2 separate regions of the Homo sapiens genome follow, and region 1 is linked to region 2. A link is a contact called in ENCODE Hi-C or POLR2A ChIA-PET data. All regions are on one chromosome and are shown on one strand. Each heading gives the region's core, a stretch centred on a gene start or an enhancer-like site at or near the end of the contact. The rest is flanking DNA. Distances are from core to core; before and after follow the strand shown. Region 1 overlaps FNIP2 (folliculin interacting protein 2). Region 2 overlaps FNIP2 (folliculin interacting protein 2).

What was found. Hi-C counts contacts between places; a loop is a spot of excess contacts on that map. ChIA-PET counts read pairs that join two places held with the same protein, here RNA polymerase II (POLR2A). Pooled maps may share reads with other maps.
Region 1: a pooled map shows a loop between it and region 2 (4-fold over the local background). The contact joins two enhancer-like sites. A Hi-C loop is called at or near these places in 3 of 50 pooled maps. POLR2A ChIA-PET finds 5 or more read pairs at or near these places in 3 of 52 experiments (OCI-LY7, T-cell and activated naive CD4-positive, alpha-beta T cell).

The regions. Positions count from the first base shown.
Region 1 is chr4:158,872,494-158,877,910 of GRCh38, reverse strand. The region is part of intron 14 of FNIP2 (folliculin interacting protein 2); the gene reads right to left. Among named protein-coding and RNA genes, the nearest start is that of FNIP2, 110 kb to the right of the region's middle. Within about 2 kb of position 3,975, at least 4 of the 41 ENCODE cell types and tissues checked have a DNase peak (open chromatin) inside an H3K27ac peak, as active enhancers do.
Region 2 is chr4:158,774,680-158,780,088 of GRCh38, reverse strand. The region is part of intron 1 of FNIP2 (folliculin interacting protein 2); the gene reads right to left. Among named protein-coding and RNA genes, the nearest start is that of FNIP2, 8.4 kb to the right of the region's middle. Within about 2 kb of position 1,853, at least 5 of the 41 ENCODE cell types and tissues checked have a DNase peak (open chromatin) inside an H3K27ac peak, as active enhancers do.

The sequences.
Region 1 (5,417 bases), core at 2,726-5,225, 96 kb before region 2:
TGGAGTGCAGTGGCTCCATCATAGCTTACTGCAGCTTCGACCTCCAGAGCTCAAATCATTCTCCCACCTCAGCCTCCTGAGTAGCTGGGACCCTGGGCACACAGCCATCACGCCCCTGCTAATTCTACTTCAGATTTTGACTACTGCTATAAACACAGTACCAAGCACATAAAAGATACCTGATAAGTATTTTTCAACTGATAAATCTCTCAGGTGTGACTCTCCCCACTCTAACCCAAAAGCATCTCTGCCCCATCAGGTGACACGAGTTATCTCGACCACCTGAAGTGCCACCACTGGAGATTTCTAGTGCATCAAACATATTTTTAACACATGAAAATACCAGAAGGGGTAACAATCACATATGGCCTTATCATAACTCTAAAAGCATTTGCTTATCAGAAATTTTTCTCTTGGAAACAGGTTTAATGTCAGTCACTAAAGGCTTAAGAGTTGTACTAAGGTAAACAAGAGGAAGAGGAAAATTAATCATTTTGGACCTTGGGACATTGCTAAGGGATCCTTGTAGGTATACATGAAGACAGTATGAAGACTTAGGGGTAGAGGGAAAGAAGAAAGGGTTCAAAGTGTGGCAAGATGGTCTGGAGGGGTTCCGGGAAAATGTCTGATCTTCTGTGTATCTGTGCCTGTGCTCACCTGATTAGGGCCCAAATTCAATCCGTGGCCTTGAAGATACCGTACATAACTTCTGGAATGGCTGCACTTTCAGGCTGGCCACTTGCTGAGTAAAATTCAGTCGGAAGTTGAGAAGAGGTGCTCAAGGTCAGAAAGGGTATCAGAATCAAGTTACATGATGAGATATGGAACTCCAAAATAAAATGAGAGAGGGTTGGTAGCTTTTTTGCAGAGAATGGCACAGATGTTCAAATATCTTGTAGGTAGTAAAACATTTTGGGAAAAACATCAAAATTAGACATGTGTCTAACTCTGACACGATGCAAGAGACATGAAGCCCAAGAGACCTATAATAAGCTTTTATTTTCCTTTAGGTAACGACAATGAACACACAGAGCTGCAGGCATGTCTAAACATCTTACTCTTCCCCTTTAAGTTTCTTTAAAGAAAGATCATCTCCCATCTCTCTTTACTTCAGAAGAAAGGGCCACACTAAAGTAATAGACACACATGACTCTAACCCCAGTTTTATGGGGAAGAGTCAACTAACGTTAGTGAGCACTTTCTATGTGCCAGGCACCAGGCAAGGTGCTGGGAATATAAGGAAAATAAAGTCCCTGCTTTCTGCTTCAAGGCACCTGAAGCCCTAGTAGAGGAACACATCTGGAACAGAACAGGGATATGGGGCCTGGAATGATTTTGAAGAAGAGGCAACATATGAAATGGGTCTTCAAAAATGTAAAAAAGTTTGTTCAATAGTGTCCTAGGCAAAGAAAGCATAATCTGATAGGCAGAGAGGTGTGAGGAAAGGTGGACTATTTAAAGAATGGCAAACAGTGTTACTGGGGCATAAGAGGAGATACAGGGGTATGTGTGTATATTTGAAGGACATAAAAGGGGCAATTCCAGCTATGGAGTTTACAGTTTAGTCTCTTAGAAAATAGGAAGCTATTCAAGCAAAAGAGTAAATGATTGTCTCATGCTTTAGAAAGTCCTCTTGCAGCACTGCACAAGGCGGTGGAAGTGGGTAAAGTGGACACAGGGATGCCATTTGGGAAGATCAAAAGGAACTTTAAAAAGACTAGTCACATTGAGAAGGCGAGAGAATCACAATGATTTCAGATTGGAGTTGGGGATACCCAGAGATCAGTATTTTTTTTAACCACAATCCATGATAAGAAATACATTTTAACATCATGACCTGGCATACATGCTTATATGACATAACCTGGCATGACATGCCATATGCATACAAGTGTGACATGTGTGCACATGTGTATAAATACACACACACATAATACAAAGGTTTCACTAATCAATAAGAAGCCTAATGTGTGATGATTTTAGTTCTATATCATTAAAAAAACTGGTAATCAAAACCCATTTATAGGTCAAAATATGTAGTTTTAAAAGTGCTCCATAGGCCAGTGGACATAGGTAGTGTTGTATTGAGGGCTGTGGCTATAGAAGACAGTGCTAGAGGCCTGAGGCACTGCCATGTTTATTATCCAAACATGGGGAAAAGAAAACAACGAGAGATGTTCCAAAATAGTGGATTTGTCCTACATAGATGTTTTCTTTGTATCCTATTGATTTTAAGGTTGTTGCTGACCTGAGGTATTTAATGTTATCTGTGTTACTTAAGTAATGATTTACCATTTGAAGGGACTTGCTGTTCTTTTATAGTCCTACAGGTTGATTGCACTGCATGGACTAATTAGGTATTCATGAGCATATATATATATATATATATATATATCACAGCCAGGCTTTTAGCAAAGCTCTTTATCTGTGCTACTGATTCCTGCATGATATTTCTGGAGTCAATCTGTTGCTACGCTTAAAATTAAATGGAAGAGGCTGCTGTATCCAATGGTTACTTCATCTTATAAATTATTCTGTAAAATGCTTGAAGCCCTGGAGCATAGTTGTTTTTTAAAAAACATCAAAACGTAGTGTTAATTTTGGTCTTGATGACCCTGCCCTGCAGAGTTAGAGCTGTCCAGTCTGCTCCTGGGCAAAGCAAAAGTGAATGCTTTTAGCACTCAATGAATGTGTGTACAGGTTCTGTTCAATCATTCCCAACAGTAGTCCCCTGGGATTGACAAGGCCATTGACTAGTTAGGAGAACTTTAAGTACATACGCATATAGCTTTCTTTTCTCTTTCTTTTCTTTTTTTTTTTTTTTGAGACAGTCTCGCTCTATTGCTCAGGCTGGAGTGCAGTGGCATGATCTCAGCGCACTGCAACCTCTCTGCCTCCCGAGTTCAAGCAATTCTCCTGCCTCAGCCTCCCAAGTAGCTGGGACTACAGGCACCCGCTGCCACACCTGGCAACTTTTTTTTTTTTTTGTATTTTAGTAGAGACGGGGTTTCACTGTGTTCCCCAGGCTGGTCGCAAACTCCTGAGCTCAGGCAATCAGCCCACCTCGGCCTCCCAAAGTGCTGGGATCACAGGCATGAGCCACCGTGCCTGGCCCATATATAGCTTTCTTATCTCTGACAGTAATTTTCATTTTTACGAAAATAATGGTTGTCATTCTGCTCTCCCATATTAAAAACATGATATATTGCTGTATCATTTACAAAGCACTTTTACATATATTATTATTATTATTTACTGAGATGAGGTCTTGCTCTGTTACCCAGGCTGGAGTGCAGTGGCAATGATCACAGCTCACTGAAGCATTGAACATTTGGCTTAAGCAAGCCTTCTGCCTCAGTCTCCTGAGTAGCTGGGACTACAGGCATGTGCCACCATGCCTAGCTATTTTTTTTTTTTTGCTAGAGATGGGATTTTGCTATATTGCCCAGGGTGATCTCAAAGGATCCTCCCAAAGCTCTGGCATTACAGGGGTGAGCTATCACATTTGGCCCACATTTATTGGGCACTTAACAATGTGCCTGGCAAAGTGCTAACCACTTGATATGCATTATCTCACAGAATCTTCAGACCAAACCTATGATGTAAGTACTGTTCACAGTATAGATAAGAAAATTAAAGAAACTTGCCCAAGGCCACAAAGCCACTAAGGGGTGAACCATGATTCAAACTTAGGTTTGTCTGTCTTCAGAAGTTAACTTCCTAACCACTGAATCATATTTCATCTGTTCCACTAAATACATTTTTCTGGGGCTTAGCAATGCCAGTTTATTTACCTAAGATTATCAACAAACGAGTGGTAATACCAGGACTCAAACTCAAGCCATCAACACTAAGTCAGTGAGATCTTCATCACCTTACACTGCCCCACAATAACCCCAACAGTAACCCTGTATACAGTCAGCTGTATTCACAGGCCAGACACAAGAGGAAAAAGGAGAGGGAAAAGGCTACTCAGGAGTCACAGGCATAGAATGCTGCTGGCGCATACGCCTGCTCTCTTTCCATTTAAAGTCAAAAGGAAAACAGAGGAAAGAATGCACAAGATGTGGCAAGAAAAAAACTGAAACCGTATTACTTTACACTAATTTAAGGCAGCTGTATAACCTATATATTAGGAGGCAGAGAGAGTTCAAATGACAGAAAAGAGGTAGTATATGGACTAAACAAGAATACGTGTTTAAATATTTAAAGAACTTCTGAATCTTGATATGTGAAAGTCAGTAATAAAAATGAAAATTGATGAAGTAGTTACTATATCTTTCTTTCATAAGAGACTAGGATAAGAAAAGTACAAAAAAATTCTTAACATTGGAAGCATTACAAAGCAATCTCTCAATGAGAGAAAAACTCCAAACTAGCAGTTATAAAAGTGTACATTTAGAGCCAGGTACAGTGGCCTGTGCCTATAATCCTGTCTACTTGGGAGAATGAGGCAGGATCACATGAGCCCAGTTCAAGTCCAGCCTGGGCAATACAGGAAGATCCCACCTCAAAAAAAACAAAAACAAAAACAAAAACAAAACAAAACAAAAAAAACCACCACATTTAATTTACATAAGACAGATTATTAAATCCAAATTGTGCACAGGTCTAGAAAAGAGATCAATAACTGGAATCAATTGCTTTTAAACAGTTAAAAATCCTTCTCTAAAAAGAATTATGAGTACCAAAGCCTGCTGAAATCTAGCATGAGCACTGAAATTAATGTTCAAAAAATAGGTTTGTTTTTTCTTTTTTTTTTTTTAACGCTATTTTATTTTTGAGATGAAGTCTTGCTATGTTGCCCAAGCTGGTCTTGAACTCCTGAGCTCACGTGATCTACCCACCTTGGCCTCTCAAAGTGCTGGGATTACAGGCGTGAGCCACTGTGCCCAACTTAAAAAACAGGTTTTGAAAGCAAGTTTGATAAAGCAATTTATTACAATTTTCTCTTCTTCAACAAGCTATTATTTCAGCTCTAACTCTGGTCATATACTTGTTTTTGGATCTCTGCTTCTTTTTCTGGCAACATATTCAAGAATTTAAATATTCACTAGGCTTTATGGAGCAGTAAATTCGGAATAATGTTTAAACAAATACTCCTAAAATATTTTTCAACAAATGTTTGTAAATGGATGTTGAAAGTAAGCCTGTTTTTTAAAAAAAAAAAAAAAAACACTACCATAGACCAGAGCGCCAGTTTAAACAGAACACTACTTCAAAAGCAAAATTCATTATGATGAATGTGTCAAGTGAAATTAGAAATCCACTAATGCTAATTGGATATATTCTGAATGTATTAAACTTCTGAAGATATTTTTATGAACCCTTTGGAATTTCCTATTAACACCCACGCATGGCTGCACTTTGGATGTACCCACAATTTGACACAATATAGGTTATTATGCTTAATAACT
Region 2 (5,409 bases), core at 604-3,103:
CCACAGGCATGTGCCTAGCTAGTTTTTTTTTTATTTTTTATTTTGTAGAGATGGGGTCTCCTTTTGTTGACAGGCTGGTCTCAAACTCCTGGACTCAAGAGATCCTTCCACCTCAGTCTCCCAAAGTACTGGGATTACAAACATGAGCCACCGTGCCTGGCCTCTAATTTTTATTTTTTGCCCACACATTTTATAGGATATTTATGGTCAGGCAAGGTGGCTTATGCTTGTAATCCCAGCACTTTGGGAGGCTCAGGGTGGGGGAATCACTTGAGCCCTGGAGTTCAAGACTACGCTGGGCAACACAGTGAGACCACCCCCGCTCCCGTCTCTACAAAAAAAAAAAAAAAAGGTGGGTATGGTGGTGCATGCCTGTCTGTGGTCCTAGCTACTTGGGAGGCTGAGGTGGGAGGGTCACTTAAGCCCGGGAGGTTGAGGCTACAGTGAACTGTGATTGTACCACTGCTTCCAGCCTGGGTGACAGAGTGAGACTCTATCTCAAAAAAAAAAAAAAAAACCACGACCAACAAAGGATATTTACCCACAATCTCATCACCCCATAATGTCAACTGTTCTTTATTATTTTTCTGTTTTTCTTTCTAGTTCTTGGTCATACATTTGCATATTTTACTAATATATTCATCTTGTAGATACCAACTGTTGCTGGTTGTTTTCATTTAACATAAACATTTTATATTAACACTGTCTTCATAATCATTTAACTATTATATTACTATCCTACAAAGCTGACATAACAATTTAGATACTTCCCTGCTGCTGGACAATTGTTAAGATCCTTTTATTTAACATTATAATGATAATATATAAAGAACATCTTTGTGCACAAACATTTGTTTTTTTAAACATTTTCATGCACAAAAGTTTTTTCTCTTAAGTTACTGAGTCAAAAAAGTATGAGCATTTTTAAGTCTGGAAAGCACAGCCAAATTGAGCTGTAAAAGAGTTTAACAATCTGCACACATGTTGAACTAGACAAGTGATCAACAACTACTAAGAATGAGCTAGGGTCCAAGTTTCCCCACCACCCTACCACTGCTATTTCTTCAGGGTACTTTAAATCATCTCCACTAAACAGCCGCTATCATATGCTGTTAGTAGGCGTATAAACAGGTGCAACCTCTCTGGAGTGCGGTTTGGCAGAAATTCCAACCTGGGTTCTCATCCTGGAAATATACTTGAGCTTATGGCATAAGAATCTTTCAACCAGGAAGTTCACCATTTCTAACAATAAAGCCTGAAAGTAAATACTCCATCAGTAGAGGACTGGTAAAATTACAGTAGTGCCCTCTTATCCACAGGCGATACCTTTCAAGACTTCCAGTGGATGCCTGAAACAGTGCTTAATGCCAAACCCTGTATATACTATGTTTTTTCCCATACATACCTATGATAAAGTTTAATTTATAAATTAGGCACAGTAAGAGATTAACAACAATAACTAATAATAAAAATAGAACAATTATAATATACTATAATCATAGTTATGCGAACGTGATCTCTTTCTCAGGAAATATCTCATCATACTATAGTCACCCTCCTTCTCCTTGAGATGATGTGAGATGACAAATGCCTATATGATAAGATGAAGTGACAGTGGAGATTCCATTGTGCTACTCAGAATGGTGTGCAATTCAAAACTTAGGAATTGTTTATTTCTGGAATCTTCTTTCTTCTTTTTTAAATGGTACTGCTCCTTGCAGAGCAGAGCTAACTCACAGGCAGTGCACCCAGAGTTGCTCCATTTCTTGAATTTTTGATTTAATATTGTCAGACTGAGGTTGACAGCAGAAAGTGAAACCTCAGATAAGGGAAGACTATTGTAGTGTGCTTGGCTGCATATGCAAATTACCCAAGGAGAGTTTCATGAAGACAAACATAAAGCCCCAGCCCAGATCTATTAAATCAAGATCTCTGAGAAGCAGTCTGGACATTTAAAGCTCTCTAGGTGACTTTAGTGTCTGACCAGACTTGAGAACTACTGGGTTAAGTGTTATACATGAATTTATTCAAAGGAATACAAAGCAACTTTTAGCAAAATGATGAACAGTGTAGGCAGCAACTACCACTCTGTCTGAGGGAAAGAATTTTTTTTCCTGTATTTGCATAGAGTATTTCCAAAAGGATACGAAAGAAACTGGTACAGCAATGGTAGCCTTTGGGAAGGGGGATTGGGGTGTGAAAAGGCTTACATTTCAACATATTTTATATGAACTTTTAACCAGATATGTTTGAAAAAATCTTAAAATAAAATCATAATTTCATGTATAAGCAATTTCTCAGGTACACATGGCACTAAGCAATATATGGCAACCCCACTGCAGGGCCAGTTACCAGCGTCCACATGGTCTTCCGTGGAGCCTGTGCACTCAGCACCAAGTGGCTACCAGGGGTCCATCTCTGCCCTCTGGGTAGGGCAGGGCCAGTAGTTCCGGCCGCCCCCTTCTGCCCTAGCAACTAACTTACTCAATGTACCATTCTAAAGCAAACAGTCATTGCCTGATATGCTTGGAGAAAATGTTTACTCATGGCTCACCTCCTCACACAGGGTAGGCCACCATTAATGATATGTTAGTCTGGCACATTCTTTTTAAAGAACATGTCAGATTCGCAAATCCATTTCTAAATTAGTTTCTCAAATGGAAAAATCATACATGGAAAGCAGAGATGATTCCATCTTTTTTCTAAAGTGCTTACTTCATTTAACATGCAAATATAGTCTTCGCAGGGTTCAGAATATCAATATTGTTTTCACAATTAAGTGTACTATTATCTTAAATTTGAGAGAACCAATTTGCTCATTTCATTCCATAATGTATTTCAGTTTTACCAAGCCATACAAGAATTCAAATGAATCTGAAAAGTATATAGAGAAGAGTTCTACATCATCAACCCACAGCTAACAATTTCATAGCTTCATAAATATTTAAATCATTTTTCAGTAGGTCATTTCTGACAGCTGTGGGATTTCATAACTGGATCTCTGATATATTACTTAGGCAAGTGTCTTCTTAAAGGTTTTTTTAGGGAGGTGGGGGTGCAGGTCAATCAACTGTTAGAGCACTTTTACCCTATCATTTTGATACCAGGAAAATAATTCACTAATATTGACAAAAAGGAGGAAATTTCTTTGAGTTGTCTGTAACAAGATTCATTTTCTAAAATGTCACAACGCATGCTAGAAACATCAAGAAATATTTCAAGAGATCAGATTCTGGAATACTAGAGACTCTTTAAGGATCATCAGTGTTCAAAACTCTTGAATTCATTCATTCATTCAACAGGTATTTATTAAACGCCAACTTCCTGCCAAGCACTGCATTAAAAGCAGAGACACAATGGCAAGGCTAGGATTTAGACGAACTCTCACAGCCATGCTGTAACTATCACATGTACGTTTTCTTGTTTCATTTACAGTTATTTCAAATGTATGCTTTAAAAGACTTTGTGGCATTGAATTTAAAAGGTATTTTTGTAACTATCTTTAAATCATATTTTATAAAAGAACTTGAGTAAATGAGGATAGCTAATGAAGAAATGAATGATAACATACTTTTCCCCCCATAACCCCAAAGGTTTTGACTATAAGACAAAAAATGTCCAATTTTCCAGGCATATCAGAGAGAGAGTTGGCAGTCTGAAGTATTTATAAGGTGTTAAAGCCAGAATCAATTGAACTGGTGAATTTGCTGCTGCTTCCTAACACATCCTAAATCAACACCTGTTTCATCTCTTGAGGAATGTGCAGGTTAACGTCTAACTTGTCTTCAACTTGTGAAGAAAGAGTTGCTATGACAACATGCAACTATCCTTACTGGGAATCAGGCTGAGGTCCCCACCAGATATGTAGGTTCTTAATTAGCCCCCCTCAGCTTTTGGGATGAATTCCTACTGCCTCAGTGTTCATTCTCACTTAGACACCCTGCATGAATTGGTTGTCATTTTCAATTAGACATCAGCACATAACCAAACACCAATCATTTATTTAAAGATATATATCAAATACAGAAATCTCTTATTTATGATTAAAAAGTCTTAGGTGTGGTAATAAAATCATCTTCATAAACCAATATATAAATCTCTTATAGCACTATGATGGACACAAATTCTAAAGTATAATCTACAAATTAAACAAGTTTACAGGGACAAATAACTAGAAAAATAATTCCTAGAAATGAAGGCACACAGTTCAGGAGACAGAAATATGATAATCGGGGATCCAAACTCATGCTAATACTAAAATCTTATATAACAGAAAGAGTACTCTGCTATACAACATTTATCCACAACATTATAGTATTAATGGCTACATTTTATTGCACTTAATATATTGTATTATTCTGGCACAAACAGAAAGTGCAATAAGGAAAAAAAAATATGTAGCATGATGCATGAGAAGGCACATTGTCCTTTTCAGAAGTCCATTATAAAGGCAGCTGGACAGATTCTGGCTGAACACAAGTGGGGTGCCAGCCCATCTCCTTCCATCCCCATCCCACCCTCCCATTCAAGCACTGGTTACAAAAGTGTCTGTGTGGCCATGAGTAGTGAGTCATGGATGTTCCATTTACAGATGGGGTGGGGTTGAGGGAAATCACTGTTACATGCCCAGTTAGCTGGAAAAGTCCATCCTGTTTTTCCTTTTTTTACATAATAATCATTTTTCATAAATCTGAGATAAAGAATGCTTGGTAAGTAGGAACTCACCAAATATTTCAGCACTCTTACATCCAAAGGAAAGACTTACTTTTACAGCCAAGTATATGATCTCATAGTCCAGGCCTAACAATTCACACTAAGCAAGGGGCTTGTACAATCAGTACAAAACATTTGTTCCTTTTCACCCACACCAAGAAAAACAGTGGCTGGAGAAATAAAGCACATTACCAGTTCCCAAATCAGATTCACACACCAGGAGTTCATGCTGGCAGCCAAAGTATTTCATGACGGCAAGGACAATCTTTTACAGCTTCCTTTTCCAAGGAAACACAACGGCAAAGTAGCTTCCTTAGGCTGACCTTACAGGCAAACCACGAGAAACACAACCTAAAGCAACAACAAAAACCAATGCTCTTTTTGGAGCTATATACTCCATGCATTAAAAGACCACATGCCTCCGTCCATCTCTTAGTACCACCTACTAAATCAAATAATAATGCATAATACAACAAATTCAAATTTCAGGACTTAAAATTATAACTACATGTTTTAGCTTTTAAAACATCTAATCCAGGCCTCTTATCCACATTCCCTCAAAATCCAAAGGGCTGTGTCAGTCTTTTCTAAACATATTTCAAATAAAGCTTGAGCTGCATGCAGCTCCTAACTGTACTCTGAGCCCCCAGGAAGACTACACTGGGCTCTGAAGCTCAGGTGAAGTAGCGACCCTGT